2 separate regions of the Mus musculus genome follow, and region 2 is linked to region 1. Evidence: chromatin loops called from intact Hi-C (ENCODE). Cell type or tissue: left cerebral cortex. All regions are shown on one strand. Each heading gives the region's core, and the rest is flanking DNA. Links, peaks and the distances in the headings are about the cores only.

Region 1 (9,519 bases), core at 1,058-9,057:
CTCACATGCTCTAAGGAAATTTAATCATCTCTAATTTGATGGAAGGACAAGTCAGAGCAGCACTGCCTTACAAATGTTCCTGATTGGGGCTTCTTAGTAACCAGTGGTAAAATTGTTTCTTTCATAGTCCTCCACTTTTACTTACATGATCAGCATGGATGTCTCTAAACAGCTTTGCTCCTAACTGACTCTGGATTTGCTGTTTTAACCCTAACTTTCCTTTTAATGAACTAATTTTAGTTTTTACCTTAACATTATGGCATGTCATATTTGCATTCTAAATCTCTCATTTTAAAAAGGGTTGCTATACTGGGTCCCTATAAATTGATAGAGAATGTAGGGTCAGACTAAAATACCTAAAAGACACAGTGCCAAACCCTTGGTCTCTGGCCCATGACAACACAGAGAGGAGGTGTGACCTTTTACAGATCTGGGATTGTGTAGCCACTAGGAAATGTGTTCTATGACATCTCCTAATTGAAAATGCCCTGCTGGAGAAAAGAATGAGGCTGCCGTCTCTGGGTGAGCTGAGACAGAAGCACAGAGGTCATGGAAATCATAGCCAATAGGAAGCTCACAGACTTAAACCGCTCACAGGCCTCTCTCCAAGGTGATTTAGGCAAGGATCAATTTCTGGGGTAAGAAGACTCAAATTGTTGGTAGAGTTGTCTACAAGATATTTCAGGGGCTTTGGGTGGAACTTAAGTGAAACCTCATCTACACTGGGGTGATATTTTGGTGATGCAGCTGGCACTGAGTCATTTCCTCTTGCAAGTCACCTCAGTAAATTCTGGACCCTACAAAAGACTTGAACACATAGTTTCTTTGTCCTCGCATAATTGCGTTCTCTAGGTGAAAAGATATTTGCTCATTTTCCACACTGAGGATGACTTTATTGTCCACCCATTCCTGTTGCTTTTACACCTCTGTCTCCTGACATTTCCTGTCACAGACCCAGAAAACCATGAGCAGAACCCACACAACTATAGAACAACCAAAGCAAAAAGCTGTATTCTTTTAAGCTTTTGTCTCTCAGATACTTTATCTTTTTCACCATAGTGGAAATCTGACTGTCACATGAGTGAACTGGTCTGCTAATGACACTTAAGACTGAAAAATTCCCCACAGAAACAAGGATCACAGACACAATCACGAATGCTTTCTTTTCATGGCCTCAGCACCTCAGAGACTTACAGCACAGAAGAAAGTTCCCAAAGACACTTTTCTGACTCATTTCAACTCCTTCTAGCTCATAAAAACATCCATCTGCCCATGACACTTATAAGACAGTGACAGTCTTTCAATTCACTGAAATCTTACATTCAAATAATTTCTCTTTCATTCCTTTTCTATTGCCCTGTCACAAGCAGAGATGTGAGGTGCCTTTCAGAAAACAATCTTGCACACAAGTGAAGAAACTGTGGTTATTTGTAAGAAATATCACCTTGTGAAAGGAACACCCGAAGTAAGCAAAAAAAAAAAAAAAAAAAAAAAAAAGTATGGGAAACTGAAAATGCTTCATTTTGTAACACACAGCTGCTTTTTTGGGTTCTGTTCTATTTGTTTCCTTTCTTTTCAATAGCTTTATGTTGTAATTGTGCAGACTAAGACAGATGCATATTACTGAAATTGCCAGGTAGATAAATATCTCAATATCTGTCTATTAGGAGCCACAGAATCATAAAAAGAAAATGGCTTTTTAATGGCAAAATGCAGCAGAAACCCAACACAGTGGAAGCTAAAACTGACGGCCACACACCTCTTTGGATAAAATAATTGTTGGGGAATTTCTCCTTTAAAATGCTCAAGCTGCCACTGCATAAAATGGTTTTAATGCAATCACATAAGCCATATAAATACATCTTAATCAGCCGTAAGATTGAAAGCGGACCAATATTACATAAGATGATAGGATGGTACCTCAGTAAAAGACTCTTGTATGCAGTGGAAGTATGGTTTCTTTGGGCAGTTAAATATTAATGACTAAGTATGTTTCAGCAGTGATGTGACCACAGCAAGAACATGTCACCTTACTTTGGTTTTACCTCTGTATCTGAGTTCCTCAGATGTTTATGTTTCTCTGAAATTTTTGCAAAATCCTTTAATACTGACTAAGCCAGGTTTGTTAAATGTCAACACTCCAACTAGTCATCTCAGGAGATGGCATGGACTTGATTTCATTAAACCTAGATAACAAATTGCATTTTGAATGTGTTAAAAAATATCAACCATTGCAAAAAGTCCAACTTGTTATTAATTTTTAAATTTATTGCAATAGCAATGCTTCCAGCTTCGAAACAGGACTTAATAAAGGCAGGTTATTCCCTTAAATTATATAAATTTAAAAGACAAGAAATATATGATTAATTGATATTCTGTCTTCTACTCCTTTAAATTCACAAATTTCTCTATATTATTTTAAAACTATTATAATTGTGTCATTGAAATCTACTATGTATGCATATGTACATGTATATACATATATGTGAATATTGTGTGTATACACACATGCTTTAACAAGTGATTGCCACAATGAACATGTGAAAGCCCAAGGACTGGTGGATGCTGTTTCTTCTCTTTCATCATGTCTGTCCCAGAGATCAAATTCTAGTTATTAGGGTTGATGGCAAGCACTGTTATATACTGAGCCATCTTGCCAGGCAAGTTGAAATAATTGAACCACCAACAAGAAATAAATGACTTACATTCATTAAAAAAAAAAAAAAGAATGGTAAGTCACAATCCCAATTTGACCTAATCAACTCTTTTTTAGGACCATAACTACATCATGTAGGAAGTTAAATTGTAAGAGAAACTAAGTCTATGCAATTAATGCTTTGAATGTGTGTGGGAGATCTAGAAAGGGAGGAAGGAAGCATGTTGTGAAACGCTTGGAAAGATGAAAAACGTAAGCAGGTTGAATAGCAAAGGAACATTTGTAATTAAAAGAGCTAACACACATGCCCTTCCCCCTGCTCCTGGTGGTTAGGTGGTTACTACATTACTTTGCCATTCTCTGTTTTCCTACACTGGCACCTGGGGCAGTCAGGTCTACACCTGACAGTCTAACTAATGTGATTTAACAGAAATATCTTATGATTGTCATCATCCCAGGCAACAAAGGATGATAACCTTTCTTCCATGTAGCATTCTGCCACATAATGGGGCAATTTAATTAAACTTTCTGTCCAATGGTTTATTAATTCTGCAAAAAAAAAAAATCAATACAAAACAAAACAAAACCCACAATTAAATAAATAACTCTAGCTATAAAATTAACTGTTTTATAATTCATAATGCATATGTTCAAAACTAGGTTTTTAAGTGAAGACACTATATTGGAAGAAAAACTTCAATTCCATGTTGCTAATTTCTTCAGTTTCTTTCTTATAAGATAGCTAAAACTCAAGTCATGAGTTCACTTGCAAAGTGATATAAGAAAGGGAATATATTTCTAAACCCTTTCAAATTTGAAATCGAAGATCCTGTAATGTTACCGGCATCTTTTCCTATATTCTACTCGAAATCAGTAATGAAGATATTTTTTGTAGTGACCTTCCAATGCACTGCTTATTTTAATAACACAAAAAACAATTTTTTCACAGAATTAATAAACCATTGGACAGAAAGTTTAATTAAACTGCCCCATTATATGGCAGGATGCTACATGAAAAAGAGATTATTTCTATACAGCTGACTCAAGGCAGGCAATGATTGTTTCTCTGATACTATAGAATATTTATGAGCAAAAGATACCAGTATGTAGGGAAAGAACAAATTTGGTTATGGGTTTTTTTATATTGTAATAATAGTAGCTATTCATTATCTTCATAATGATTGTTAATTCCTTAATGCATTGTTAGGTGGAAAATTCTTAAGAAAACAATTTAGTAGAGTTCATTTGAGTAATGGTGCACATAAAAGTTAAAACAGAACAAATCAAATTTAAGTATCAGACAGCCACAGAACCAAAACGGGTGCCGGGTTCTCCCTTCTGTGACACAGACAGAAAGTGGGACTAAGAGATAGCGGTGGTTGCCCGGACACAGCCTAATTACTCAGCTTTTACAGAGCCTTGTGTAATTAAGCTTTGCCACTGTTGTAAGACAATATAGAATTTTGTTCTGTTGGGTCCAGTGTGGGAGATTAATTCAGTTTAAGATGGCCTCAAGTACTCATAGGACAGTTCCTCTCTCTTGAATTCCCTCAGGACTCTCCAGGATCTTCCTCTCAGGAGCTGGCACTGCAAGGTATAACTCATCAAGCCAGTGTGCAACTTACTGTCAAGTTTAAACAATTACCTCTTTCCTTCTATCTCCCTGCCCTGACCCTCTTACTTCTTGTCTTTCTGCCATCCTCCTTTGATTCACAGGAGTCATTGAATACTTGTGGTTTTATGTTACCTAGTTTTCTTCTGCACTTTTTTTTACTAATGCCTCCAACAATAGCTTGCAAGAAGAATTTCTCCTTGCCTCCTGTGTTATGGAAATTCCAGCAGAGGAAGCCCTAAAATGTTGCAGTTAGCACTTTCCAAACACTGCCTATCAAAACAATATTGGGCTTGCGTTTCCCTACAAAGTTCATTATCCATGTGCTCCAATAGGTCTACCCATCTAAACACTACTATTACCAGGTTGCTAGGTTGCTGACTTTTGGGTCCTAAGTGCTCTTCTATAACCTATCTAGTTTATTGTATAATGTGTTTAGGCTGCTCCATTTGTAATATTCAATTATACCTGCTGGGCCTGTTTTACAGGTTAATGTGAGAATTAGGTTAAATGGTAGACTATAACCTCTGAACCTATTTTAGAACAACCATCTGAGAAGCTGTTGCTGTTTGGTTTTGGTGGAATGCATGTCGGTTGGCACACAGAAGAAAGCACAGAGCCAGGGCCTTGCTGTAGGTGGCGCCTGTGGTCATCTATGTTAAGACTTTCTTCAGCCAGGCCTAGTTCAGAAGTTGGTAGCTTCCCGTAGAGCAGAAGGCATACCAAACATCTATGGTGCCTCTGGTTGCGTTTCTAATGCTAGTCATTTCATTTTTATTTTGTTTTTTTTTTATTGAAATATTATCCAATACAATATATTGTGATTATAGTTCCCCCCAAATAACTCCCAGATTATATCTCTGCACCTAATCAAATCGATATCCTTTCTTGCTCTCTCTCTCTCTCTCTCTCACTAGAAAACACACATCAGAAAGAAAGGAAAGAAAGAAAGAAGGAAGGAAAGAAAGAAAGAAAGGAAGGAAGGAAGGAAGGAAGGAAGAGGGAGAGAGAGAAAAAGAGAGAGAGGGAGAAAGAGGGAGAGAGAGAGAAAAGAAGGAAGGAAGGAAGGAAGGAAGGAAGGAAGGAAGGAAGGAAGGAAGGAAGGAGAGACGGAGGGAGAGGGGAGAGAGGGAGGGAGGGGGGAGGGAGGGAGAGAGAGAGAGAGAGAGAGAGAGAGAAAGAAAGAGAGAGAGAGAGAGAGAATATGATGGAAAAAAGAGCTAAAGAAAAACACATGAACACATGAACAGGTGCAGAGACACATAAGTTCACAGACACTGAAATCTTATAAGGACACAAAATTAAAAATTATAATGTATAAGCTAAATACCTGTAGGGAAAATCTAAAGCAAAACAAAAGAATGCTTTGACAAAAGGTTATGAGACAAAGAGCCTCCAGAACTGCCACTGAGTTAGTTTTTTGTGTCCATCCACTGCTGGATGGGTCTGCCCTTCAGAGTGGCTTGTATAAACAGTGAGACTCCATTGGAAAAAATTTTTTTTTCTTTGTGACCAGTTAGAGATCGATTAGAGATAGCTTGTTTCTGGCCTTCTCATTTCACACACACTAGAAAACTATGCAGATTTTTTTCCCCAAAACCATAGATATTTGAAAGTATTCTCAGATACAAAATGTAGATTGATTTATATGTACATCTCTGTTCTTTAAAGTAGAGAGGAGATGATTAGAAGGTTAGAGAGTTCAGGCTCGAGGAGAGAGGAGAGAAGATGGTGGAATATGCAAGGCAAGAAAGCAGAAGTGGAAATTCTTTGGGTGAACAAGTGACCAGCAAATGGGAGAGATGAGGGAAGAGGGAGAGCAGTGGAGGAGAATGAGAACACGTGTGTATTTGTATGTTCTTCAGTGCATATATGCATGTGTGTGCGTGTGTATGTGCATGTCCATGCGTGAGTGCATGTCTGAGTGTCTGCATGTGCAGGTGTTCATGTGTGCTTGTATGTGTGTGCATGCTTGCATGTGTGCACATGTATGTGTGTGTAAAATAAAATAATAAAATACAGTGATCTACAATTCTGCAACTGTTGATTTAAACAATTGATTCCACATGTAATTAAATTGACAAGTCAGCCTTAAACTTAATAAAAGAACAACTGAGGACCTATGTGTCTCTCTCATACTCGGCAAATGTACAGTGAGCTTATAGCTCACCTCTGACCAACACCACAGACAAACCTATTCGAGACATTTATCCTAAAATTGCGGTCTGCATGTGGCCTGCTAACCCTGAGCAACTGCTTCCATCAGACAACCATGACCCATGGCAGTTTCCAGCTGTTCCTCTAACAGAAGCATACCCTAACCTAGCACAGACTCTCTTTATGGCTGTAGAATGGGGCCTGCCTGTGGCGTGCTGTCCTGCCTGCAGAGCTCTGCCTTTGATTTACAAGCTAGAGATGCTTGCTGAGTGACACCCTGTTTCACAGGACCTCCATGCTTTCTCCTACATATATGTCTCACAGAGCAATCAGAACTTTTGGCTCCTTTTACAAAGCAAATAAATAATTTTTAAAAACACAGAGTATTAGAGTGACTGATGTCCTGGAGTTCTCATATTTACCTTCAGAGTCTTAATGGCACTCGATTTCAAAACTCATTCCAACAAAGCGGAAAATTAATATTTTAATATGTCTCCCACTTTAGCAAGTGGAAATAAGAAAAGTGGGGTTCGTGGCAAAGAAGAAATGTTTTAGTGCTAACTATGCTCATGAATATTTATTGCCTTTACACATCTTTCTTCCAGTGTGCCCACTCACTTAGATATACCATAAATCACTGCAGAACTCGAGAGCAATTGTTTCACATTTTATAGAAAAGAGGGCGACAATTTCCCTTTAATACTCTTTTGATTAGATTTTGTCATAGTTTTTTACAGAGTGAGTACGAAGGAGTGAAGCACAGCTAATAAAAGCACAGACATTAGCTTTCTACTCAGGACTTCTCTTCAGCCAAGGGAAGAGCAACAACAGAGAATTTAAAGAGACAGGGGCGGGGTAGGGGTGGGGTGTGGGAGCTTCGCTGCCTGAAACCATCTGGACACTAGTTTCCCTCTTGGACCAGCAGTGACCCATATAACTCCTTTATGGTTTAAGATGTGACCTCATTTGCTTGTTTTGGGGCGAAGAAAAAAACAAAAACAAAAACAAACAAACAAACAAACAACCCAGGGTGGCCAAAAAGTTCACCAATAAGTACAAATATCATGTAAAATATCATAGTCTCAGGTGATTCTTCACAATACAAATGGAATTCAAATTGTGAGTCGTATGGGCATTTATATCCTTAGTACTCTTTAATACAGTCTATCACACAGTATTTTACTTTGGTGCCCCGTAACGTCTAGAAATGCATTTAGAACTCACTCTCCTCCCTTCACCTTTCATGGGTCCTCACACAGGACCTACATAACAGTCATATGTATACATATTTACTTTCAGGAGAATGAACTCTAAAATGTATATTAGAATTTTATTTGTTTAAAGAAAAATACTCTTGCCCTACAGGAAAGTAAAGGCAACTGGACACTATGGATAGGACAAAATAACTCTTTCCACAAGACCAAATATGAGGAAAATTTTTACCAAAATTTTTCTGTGAAGACCCATTACACCTTAGGTCCTAAAACTCACTCTCCAGAAAGACCTCTCTGCTCCTATCGTCAGAATAGCAATGCTAATTGGGAGAATACTCAATAACTCAAAGTAAATCATCTCAATGCTAGCTTGACTTTCATGGAGGTAACAGAAATAAAGCAAAATGATTCAAACCAATCTAATAACTATTTACAGAGAAACTAACCCATGCTTGAAATATTGAGCTATCTCTAAAGAAGTGTTTTAAAAGTTAGTTTAGAAATGTGTAGAAGTCAAAAGGAGTCAAAAATCACAAATATGGACACTCAGAACTAAATGGGGGAAAACAGCATTGTCTGTCATAAGCTGACATATAGGTTGATTCCACTTGCTGTTGTCAATAAATCATCAATAAACACGTACAGATACTGAAATATGTCTCAGGTGCACAGAGGAAGTGGCACCTTGGTTTTCCAGAACCTTCAGAATCTCTCTGTGCATGTGTATTCTTAGGTAGCATCTTCACACTGGACCAGCAGGCAGAGTAATTTTTAACCATGATTCCCTGTTCATTGAGCATCAGACATGTATGTGGACACGTACATCTTATTCTATCTTATAACAGATGAAGTACAGCTAAGCAACTTCCCTGATCTCCTATGGCAGAAGAGAGATGGCATCGTCTAAATTGGGAAAAACAATAAATAAAATACAGGAAAACAGCCCTTGATTCCTTTAAGAATTCAGGTGGTAAGGACAGAGAATAAAGACCATCTCCTCTGCTTCAACACATCACAATCATGTGGCTGACACTTTCTGTTTTACAGCTATAATCATAAAACACACTGTGTGTGTGTGTGTGTGTGTGTGTGTGTGTGTGTGTGTGTGTGTGTGTATGTTTCACTTTGATTCTATAGCCAGATAAAGACAACTTCTAGGCTGTACCTCAGTTTCCATTTTCTATTCAGGTGGCCTCATTGCAGCATCTCAGAACAGCTAGGGTCTTATTTCTCATCCTGGCAGCTGTTAAGAAAATGTAAACTACCTCCACAGTGCCTGTCAGGCTGCTCATCCAGCCTTATTCCCTCCTAGCTGCCATGGTGCATTAGGCTTTCTAGAGTTGAGCTGTTAGCAGTCTCCTAGCAAGGAGAGATGGCTACATGGTTTTACTGCCCTGCCTTATTGCTTCCAACAATAGGCAAGCTGGTCCTTTGAGTTTTTAAGGTACTATAAATCACTCAATGAAACAAGGAGAGGGCAGAAAAATGCTAACCTAACAGTGAGTCTTTATAGCACCCTTCAGCCTGACAATGTGAGAACCACAGAAGAACTGGAGCCAGACAGACTGAGGCTTTAATCCCATTTCACCTGTCTCTGTTTTAGAACTTGAGTTACCTCTCTGGGCATCAGACCCATCTTACTGGTAGTGTAGTAATGCTGTCAATCATCCCATAACAAGCCAGTGAATCACACCAGCAGCACAACACACACAGAATCAATGACACAACTGAAAAATCCATGTGCTTCATCCATTAACAGAAGCTATTATCATTAATAACAACAATGGTTGTAAACTGTGAACATTTCCTTACATGTGACAAACTGTAAAAATTTCACTGACTTACAGTATTGAAAATTACACACCAAGTAGATGATAAAG
Region 2 (9,519 bases), core at 410-8,409, 210 kb after region 1:
GACATGATAAGGAGTTCAGTTGGGGCTAATTATTACCCCCCTTCCATTCATCTAACTGGATCTCCTCAAGGAATCAGGGCCAAGAATCTGCTAGATGAGGAGTACTTCTGTCTCTGTAAACTTCAAGGCAGTATGGGTGTGGGCCACAGCACTGCCTCATCAGTGTGTGTGCGCACTCTCAAGTGCGTGTGTGTGGGGGGGCAGGGGGTTCATACACAAATGTCTATACTTATGACCTCTGACTGAATGGTCAGTTCTTAACTTGCAATGGTTTGCTTCTGTGAGGCAGGATATTTAGCAATGTCAGTGAATAATAGCACAGTGGCTAAGTCCTGGTGCTGTTAACTTTTACCTACTGAGGTTGCAGTGCTACTGAGTGAGCATTTACCAAAGCAATCCTAGTTGCCTGTTTCCAAATTTTTAAGGGGGCTAGGCTGAGAATCTCTAATAATTCCCTAAGGGTGGTGGTTCTGTTGGTTTGTTTTTAATGTTTCACAATGACTTGAAAATCCATCAAACTTAAGCCTATTTAACTCAAAATGAATCACTGTGCAAGTGAGAGACCCTTAGCCTGGTTGGACAGTGCTCTGACTGATGCCTTCAAGAACTACAATATACTCTTACTCTCAGGGCTTTCAAGTGGATGCTAGGTCCTGTCCTGCCTAAGATTTTTCTGCCCTATATTTTCATAATATCGATCTCATTTGCACCACCAAACCTTAAATGAAAATTCTAAAGACATAACAGTCTCCTTTCCAATATACCACGGAGTGTTTAAAAACATAGGCCATAGGTAAGAGGAAAAATCAGTGTAAACCGATGGACAAGTATCTACCATCACTACTTGGCTCTACATGGCTGTTCCACATCAACTCCATATTGGTACTTTCAATTCTTTATATGGAGGAACTTGAGGTTTAGAAACAGCGAAATGCATGCTTACAAAGTAAGACACCCCATGATATCTGACCTGGGTACCATCCCATGACATCCTCTCAGGTAGTCACCATCCATTTGAAGACAGTGTGGCCTTCTATTCTACAGGTAGGGTTTTCTACCATTTTCATTTTCTTACATGGTTTTACTCTATAGTTTCCTCAACAGGAGCAAAGAATTCCAGAGTTTATATCTCTACTGGGAAGAATTCAGAGGCCTCAGAAGCAAATGCTAGGAAACCTGAAAAATACCCTCAGATGTGAACCCTCAGAAGGGTCAAATGGTAAGCCTGCAATAACATGAGGATAAACTTATTTCCCATTTCCCTGTTTAATCAGAGGGCAGCATAAAAGCACTGGGCTAGAGCAACTGCCTGACATGCATTCCTTAATTGTGACATACTTACAAATAAACTCTAAGATCGCAACATTTATCACCTTGGCTTCTCTTTTGCTTACATTGGTTCTGTAAGAGTTAAGTATTTTCTGATCATCGACTAGAAGCCCAGATAGAAACCAGAAAGAGGAAAGGAAACTCATTGCCTTTAAATAGAAGTGGCTCCAGTTTCGGTCTAGGAGCCTGAAGGGTTGTTGTACATATTAAAATTGCTGTAGAGCTCACTCCCTGGCCACAGAATCCCCCCATCCTATCCAACACCCCCCACTACCACTGCTGAAGATGTTAGTTAGTCTCTGGGGAAAGCAGTTAGGAAAGGATGTCTTTCAGTGGCTTGTACTCTGAAGGCGCTGGCTCTTCCATCCCTGCATACAATATCCTTAAACTTTGGCTCAATGCCAGAAACTGAGGCTTCTGCCTCTTTTCATTGGCGTCTAGTTTATCGATAGCGAAATAATACCGCATGGAACTAGTTGGCCACGTAGTGGGAAGTCAAGCCTTCTAATACCTCGTTTGTCCTAGATAATTTTAAGCTTTATCCAGAGTGCACTGCCAAGAATGTTAAATGAAGTACACAAGAGGAGAGCTTTAGGTATCTGGCATCAATATTAGTGGGAGGCTGCCATTTGACAATAATTTCCCTAGCACAGCAGACGGTAAAGAAAAATGTTTTCATTCATCCGCAAATGACTAACATTTTATTGATGTTTCGAAATGCGGCTGAATACTACCGCACTTTCAATTCCCGAGCGGGTTCTGAGAATTAAGCCTGAATACTAATCACATCAGTAGCTCCTGCTGCAAACCTCTCCGTTAATTGCTGAGCCTCGCAGGGAATCTTCTGCAGGGTGGTGATGTTGCTTAGAGGCTCCTGGATAGTCAGTCTGGGTGGTCCCGGGTGATGTGAATTGCTGGCCCTACCCCATCTATCCTTAGACAACGTGATAAATAAAAATAAAAAATAAAAAGCCACCTTGGGTACCACCAACATCTATGACTCCTGCCTGCCTCATCAAGAGCTCAGTCTGGGGAGGAAGCCGGATGCTGACCCCTGCAGAGATCCTTGCTTCAGTGCGCTCTGCCGCGGGGCCCTGCTGGCGTTCAGAAAAAAATAAAAGAATAAAATAAATAAATAAATAAATAAATAAATAAATAAATAAAGGAGTTCAAATGAGCACCAGTGAAAGACGAATGTGTTTTGTAAATACCGCTACAGGCGGAAGGTGGGGGAAACCAAGTGGTGAGGGTAAGTTATTTCTAACCACCAGCTTCCCAAACTCCTCATGGGCACTGGAATCGCTGTTCTGGATTCAGATTCTCTCATTGATTTGCAAATCGCCTGGAAGACCTCTAGGATCTTAGGGTTGAAAATGAGTGCCAGAAAGGGGGTGGGGGGGGGGGAAGAGTGGACTATGGGGTGACCCCCGTGCCTTGTACCCTGTTTTGCCCTGACCTGGGCGTAGGCTAGCAGATCCGCGGGACACTGCTTGCCCCTTGAGGGGTTGAGGTTACTGCTCAAAGGATGCAGGTCCACCCCAACTGGGAGGCGGTGAAAAAAAAAAATACAACTGGGACTCTTTAAAGCCGAGGAATGCCTTGGCTTCAACCGAATGCGCAAGCCTTCCGCCCAGTAGGCTCAAATGGGTTAAACTGCCTCTTACATAACAGGACCGCCTAGCTCCACACAATTAAAACACTGATTGCAGCCTCCTCCAACTCTGCATCCCAGTAAGGCCCGCCCATCCCTCCCGTTGCGCCTGCGTGTCGCGCGCTCCCGGGCCCAGCACGCGCCCTGCACACTCCATCTCCCTCTCACAAGTGGACACTCTGTGCTGACACCACACGCGCACACACACTCATGCGCAAGTTAGTATCAAGACGCACAGAGAAGGGCAGGCGTTCTCCAGTACGCACAGGCGGACTCACACACGCACTAGCTTTCGGTCGGCATGCCCGAATCACTATACTGTCCCCGTAAAGCAGCAGCGCCGCCACAATCCCTGCTTATCTCCAAGAGAGGGTGAAAAGAAATACCCCCACTAAAGGAAAAATAAGGAACGGAGGGAAGGAAACAGGAAGGGGAGAGAAGAGAGGAGAGGAGAGGAGAGGAGAGGAGAGGAGAGGAGAGGAGAGGAGAGGAGAGGGGAGGGGAGGGGAGGGGAGGGGAGGGGAGGGGAGGGGAGGGGAGAGGAGAGGAGAGGAGAGGAGAGGAGAGGAAGAGAGAGAAGAGAGAGCTAACTGGCAGTTTATTAACAGCGCTATTAGCTAGTCAGGATTAAAAAAAAAATACAAGACAACAACAAAAAAAGCCAACTCACTCAGTCTCAGGCGTCATGATGGCGCCGACCCCAACTTGAGCACTTTAAAGTCGGGGGCCCGAGGAGCCGAAAGCACCAGAGGGCAGGCCTGGCCCTTATGCCCTGACTTCCCAGCCCCGCGGCTCGCAAAGCTCTCTAGTTCGCGCTGCCAAGCCGGACTAGACCTCGGCGTATCCTCAGTCGCCCTAGCTTCCCAGTCCCTCTTCTTTCCTCTTTTTGATCTATCTCTTTCGCTTCTCCGGCCCCCCTCCCTGCCTGGTCCTCCATCCCTGGGCGGGGTTGCTACGGAAACGGCCGCTTGGCAACGCGCGCGAGCCCGGGGGCCGCCGGCCGCTGCTGCGCCCCGCGCTGCCTGCGCCGCCTCCCGCGCTCTGCTCGCAGCCTCGCAGGACGGTGTGCGGCCGCCAGGGATTAGCCACGCTCCGGACGCGGCCGGGCGCCCCGAAGGAGGTGGAGCGCGGTGCCAGGGGGCGGGAGGGGAGGGAGGGAAGGCAAGCTGCAGAGGAGCAGAAAGGAGGCGAGGCCGGGGAAAGAGGGAAACTACGCCCGACAACTAGGGAGGGGGCGAGAAAGAGAAGAAACCCACCCACCCACTCAGAAAAAGGAAAAGAGGAAAAAAAATCTCGTGTGGCGCGCCGCCTGGTTATCGGGCAGCCTCGCCAGCAGCAGGGGGTGGGAGCCGACGCTGCCGGAGAGCGAGCAGCCTGGCAGGCACGGACATGGTGCTCCTGGCGCAGGGCGCTTGTTGCTCGAACCAGTGGCTGGCGGCGGTGCTTCTGAGCCTGTGCTCTTGCCTCCCGGCCGGGCAGAGCGTGGACTTCCCTTGGGCGGCCGTGGACAACATGCTGGTGAGGAAAGGTGACACAGCGGTGCTCAGGTAGGGACCGCGCGCCCTCTCTACACTTGCCTCAGTCTGTCTTTCCGTCCCTTTCCCTCTCTGCACCTTGCTTTACACCCAGAGTGAATCCTGCTGTTGCTCACGAGCAAAAACACCACACCTCAGGCTAGCCACGCATGACCCTTCCTGGGCTTCTCGGACCCCGGGGCAGGGGTCTGGCTGGATTAGGGAGAGAGGGAAAAGCGCTTTCCAAGCAGCCCGGGCTTAGGAAGTGTGGGGCTTGAAGGAGGGGCAGGTGCCACTTTGGAGCCAGGTCTCCGCTCTGCTGCCAGCGGTACTCCAGGAGTCTGACAAGTTTACAGGGCTTGTTTCTGCTTCACTCCGTAAGCGACTTTTCTCAACTGCTGGCTCTGTGCTCCATTTATTTTCCCTCTCACTTGAACAGTAAGATCCAAATATTCCATTCAGCTTTTTTCCCCCTCCTGTAGCTGCTTTCCTTCTGTGTTTCCCTCTTCCTCTGTCCCCTATCCCATTTCTCCAACTCCCTCTTCAGTCACCCCTATTGCCTCCAGTCTCTGGTTTACTCCTATGCTATAGTGTTCCCAGTGTTTCCCTCACACCTTAGTTCCTGTCATTCCTTATTCTCCCTGTTTTTCCAGATTTCCCTTTCCACTAATTTCCGGTCCTCACCATAGCCCTTGTCTTCCCCTCCCAGACCATCATCTGTCTCCAGCTTTGCCTCCCATGCACTTTTCTGTCACACCCACACTCAAGGTCCAGTACCATATTCAGATCCCATAAATCTCGATTTTATGAGCACACTCCCTCTCAGCTCTCCCATCCTCTCATACACTGGCACTTCCCTCCTGTGAGAAATGATTCACACTCAGAACCCCCCCCCCCAGTGTTTAAAGGATGCACACTCCACACTCACTCCACACGTGCACCCCCCAACCCCCAACACACACTTCCCTTTCTCTTCTGTCTGTAGTTTTGCCTCTTGTCTTCCCCTATTTTCACTGAGCTGAGCATGAACAGAGTGTTTGTCGGTGAAAGGTCTCCCTAGCCTGTTTTCCTCAGAAGCCACACTACCAAGTATGCCCAGGGGAAGATTTCCTTTCCCATTGGATATAAATTGATGACCAGTCAAGCTTAGCGCTAAACAGGGCTCCCTGCCCTGCCTTGCTCTTCACTTCCCATAGACCCACCTACACTGTCCCCCTGCCTCCCCCCCCCAAAAAAAAAAACCTGGCTTGCTTTGCCAATATCCCTGGAAGATCTTCACTCTCTCCACTGGGTGGTAGTTTGCTTTTGAGTACAGATTACAGGGAGCCAGTATAATACATGCATGTCTAAGGTGGGGAAGAATGCTTATTTATGGTTGAAACAGGCAACGTTTTAAATTTAAGGATGTAGGTTTCAGGCATGACTTAAAGCTTTTTAATTGTTTTTGAGGCCAATTACACAGGACAATTTTAATATATGCTAATACCTTATTTTAAGAATATATTATTCTTGTTAAGTGTCGGAGAACACAAAAGTAATGCATTTCTGCTACAGTATAGAAGAATAACTTTTCATTTTGGACAAGGGTGAGGCGTGCTTTATCATGGAGCAGCTGAGAATTGAATACCTTTTTACTCATGTTCTTAGTTTCTTTGTAAGTTTGATCATCAGCTTTGGAGGCAAGCTCAGTTACAGAAACTGAAATGTGCGTGTGTTTGCAGTAGCAAATGGCTAAAATATGGCAAGCATTACCGTTTTCAGCCTGAAGGATTTGATCTCTCACTCACATTGTGGTGATAAATCTTGGCAATCCCCTTCGTAATGAGCAGTTTAATAAGTGTTACGGTCAACGGAAGTATCTATCGGGAGCCTGCTCTGCTTCCAGGAGACCTTCACTCTGACAGTGTAGATCTCCAGGCTTGTGGGGAGCATTCTTACAGTGCTGAGTTTGGTGTGCTTCTTGCTTGCTTACAGGCTTCAGACCTCATCCTTGTATGACGAACCTCGAGCTTTGTAGCATTTTAGAGAACTCTCGACTCTCGAAACTTCCCAGTGATATTGTCTATATTTTAAATATCGTCTTTGTCACTGGAAGCAAATTCTATCTGCTTTATTCTTTTACATCAATTTTACAATCCTATAGAAATTCTCTAATTATTGAACTTTTTGATCCCCCAAGATCTAGGGACAATTTTATCATTTATTTATAGAAGATTGCATGTTCATTAAAAACTTGACCATTGCTTTCAGTTTCCTGTGACTTCCTCAGCCTCAGGTATTGACTTTGCTCATGGGCTGATACAGGTGGGCTTGGGGAAGAGCAGATGGTGGCCAGCTCAGGGGACACCCTTTCACTGGAAGTAAATCCATCAGGATATATATATTCAATTTATTGCTGATGCTATCCTGTAACTCACTAGAAAAACAAAACTATACCCCACAAACATGTGGCCCATCCTTATCAAAGTGTGTGAATTGAATCCCTAAGAAAGCACTTACCAGGTCGATATGACAATCTACTGTCTTTTTTATTATTATTACAGCACAATCCTTAAAGCATCTCATTGAGAGTAGAGAGATAACTGTTAGCAAGTATCTTGGAGTGCTAAACCCTGGAGGTGCAGACATGCCAGTTAGGGATGGAGGTGCTCCTGACTGTGAATGAAGGGCCAGGTCAAAGGTCAGCTGGTCCACTTCTGTCTTCAAAGTGCCATGGAGTCCAGTGTTTACGAAAAGAATAGCAAACAACCTAAGCCTTCCCTTGAGTGGAGCTGTGACACAAAGGAAACCCATCCTGCCACTTCCTGCTGTCTGTCACCTTGTAAATGGTCACCACTGTTTAGCTCACCTAGAGGAGGTGCAGTGAGTTCCAGGCTATCACTGTGGTTTCAACTCTTAACCTCTGCCTTTTCAGGATGGCAGGCTCTGCAAGGCACACCCTCTGAGCCACTCAGTAGACCTGTGTAGACATTCCAGGCAAAGGATTTAATGATGCATGTATTCAACAGAGTAACTCTTACATGAACTTCGTATTTTAAAAATAGGTGAATTTCTAGAATACACCCTAGGTTTTTAAAAACATATTACCATCCTTTGTATCGATATAGAATTTGATGTTTGCTAAATTTATCTACATTATTCTATTCCTGATAAAATGTGTTGGTTGGTAAATAGGAAGGTGTGTTTTTTTTTTTTTCTCCAGTCTTCATATTGAATTTTGTAGTGTGTAGCAAATCTGAGTCACTGTGCACCTGGTGACAAGGCAGAGGACAATCAAGGCAAGAACTTCATTAGGACCTAGGGCTGCTAGCCCTGAGGAGCTGAGGCACACTATTGAAATTTACATACAAATCAGATGACTTCTTAGTGTTAAGTAAAACACCAATCAATTACTTTATTCTCACTTTACTGGCAAATGCTGTTGAGTAAACAGGTCAAAGATGCCCCATAGTCTTTGTAAACAGTCACAAATATTTGTATCCTCCCTACAACTGCACAATTCTTTGTTCTGCTCATTGTTTTTCCAGACAGGGTTTCTGTCCTGGAAACTGCCTGTCCTGGAACTCACTTTGTAGACTAGGCTATTCTCAAACTCATAGAGACCTCCCTGCCTCTGCCTCCCAGTGCTGGGATTAAAGGAGTATACTATGCCCAACATCTGTATCATTCTTAAACATGTTTCATTTTCAACTCTTTTTTTTTTTTTTTTGCAACCTGTTTATTCATTCAGCCATTCTGCATGGATCTTGTACATTTTCAGCTGATTTGATATGAATTCAAGATAACTTACTCTGTGCTTGTTATGCTTTTAATCAAAGGAAAGAAAGAAAGAAGGAAGGGAAGGAAGGAGGGAAAGTCTTCCTTACAAGTGATACATTCTGTTACTTTAGCAAAATTAGCACAGCCAGCCCTTCTGTGCACTGGGCTTGAGTGTCAGCGATTGAGCAACATGCTAGGTGACTTTTGGGAGAAGGGCAGGTGACACAAATGTACTAGAGAGCATGTTTCTGTGGAGGATGTCTCTGCTGGAACCACATAACCTTGCAAATAGATTTAGAAATGGTGCCTTGAATATTCGTTCCTGTAGGCCAACACATTTGCTGCTTTTATTCTACATTAAGTAGTCTCGACTGAAAAGCATGCTGTTGGTTACAATAAATGATTTATGTATGAGGAAGTGGAACCACCAATAAATAGAACTCAATTAGGTATCCTCAGGGAAGACCATTGGGATGTCTCCTTGTAAGCTGAGTCCCTCCTGTGCTCCAAAGCAACGTGTGCTCCCAGTAAACTCTTCATCAGCATGGAGATCTTCAATTTATAACATTAAGGTATTATTTAAATGCTTATGTGCTGACTTGGTAGAGTTCTTAAAAACATAATTCCAAAGCTCTTAAAGAAGGAAGGTGCCATACTTAGGTTTAATTGTTGACTTAAGCTACCTGAGAAGCGGGATGCTATGAAGTAATTGCCCCCGTCAGATGGGCCTGTAGGGATGTTTGTGGGGGCATTTTACTTGATTGTTAATTGCTATGAGAGGGCTTAGAGCACATCAGGCAGTGCCATCCCGAGGCAAGCGGGCCTGGGGTGTGTAAGGAAGGATGCTGAATGAGCCAGAGGAGATAAACAAGTCAGTAAGCAGCACTCCTCCTTGGTCTGTGCATCAGTGTCTGCCTCTAGCCTTCTGCATGGAGTCCCTGCCCTGATTTCTCTTGTTGACAGACTGCAACCTTCAAGCCAAATAAACCCTTTCTTCTCCTGAGTTGATTTTGGTCAGAGTAAAACCAGGGCAAAAGTGATAATGGATCATAGTGAGTCAGCCTGGGAAAATGAGTCCCTAGCATAGAGCTGAGAAGTGGTGGAGTGGCATGTGTTGCCATGTGTCATGTATGTATGTCATGTGTGATGGGTCATGTGTGGTTATGTGTCATGTGATGTGCCATGTGTGGCAATGTGTCATATGTGGTGATGTGTCATGTGTGTCATATGTTGTGTCATGTGTGGTAATGTGTCATGTGTGGCGTC

The links. Hi-C counts contacts between places; a loop is a spot of excess contacts. Peaks named below come from ENCODE experiments on the same cell type or tissue, not always from the same donor. Only the 100,000 strongest peaks of a DNase experiment are listed, where the experiment ranks them.
Region 2: it touches region 1 in a loop (3-fold over the local background); 2 of 42 quality-filtered maps call a loop at or near these places.

What each region holds. Positions count from the first base shown.
Region 1 is chr3:156,347,019-156,356,537 of GRCm38, forward strand. No RefSeq gene overlaps it. Among named protein-coding and RNA genes, the nearest start is that of Gm33311, 29 kb to the right of the region's middle. In left cerebral cortex, for the core only: a CTCF peak has its summit at 4,893; DNase peaks (open chromatin) are centred at 6,722, 7,071 and 7,181.
Region 2 is chr3:156,557,826-156,567,344 of GRCm38, forward strand. Negr1 (neuronal growth regulator 1) reads left to right here and starts at 3,969. Exons shown (of 7, transcript NM_001039094.3): 1 at 3,969-4,527. The coding sequence starts at 4,370. 4930570G19Rik (RIKEN cDNA 4930570G19 gene) reads right to left here and starts at 3,862. Exons shown (of 4, transcript NR_040399.1): 1 at 3,651-3,862. In left cerebral cortex, for the core only: CTCF peaks have their summits at 4,185, 5,791 and 6,304; DNase peaks (open chromatin) are centred at 1,784, 2,173, 2,330, 2,533 and 8 more places; H3K4me3 peaks cover 6,400 bases; H3K27ac peaks cover 4,842 bases.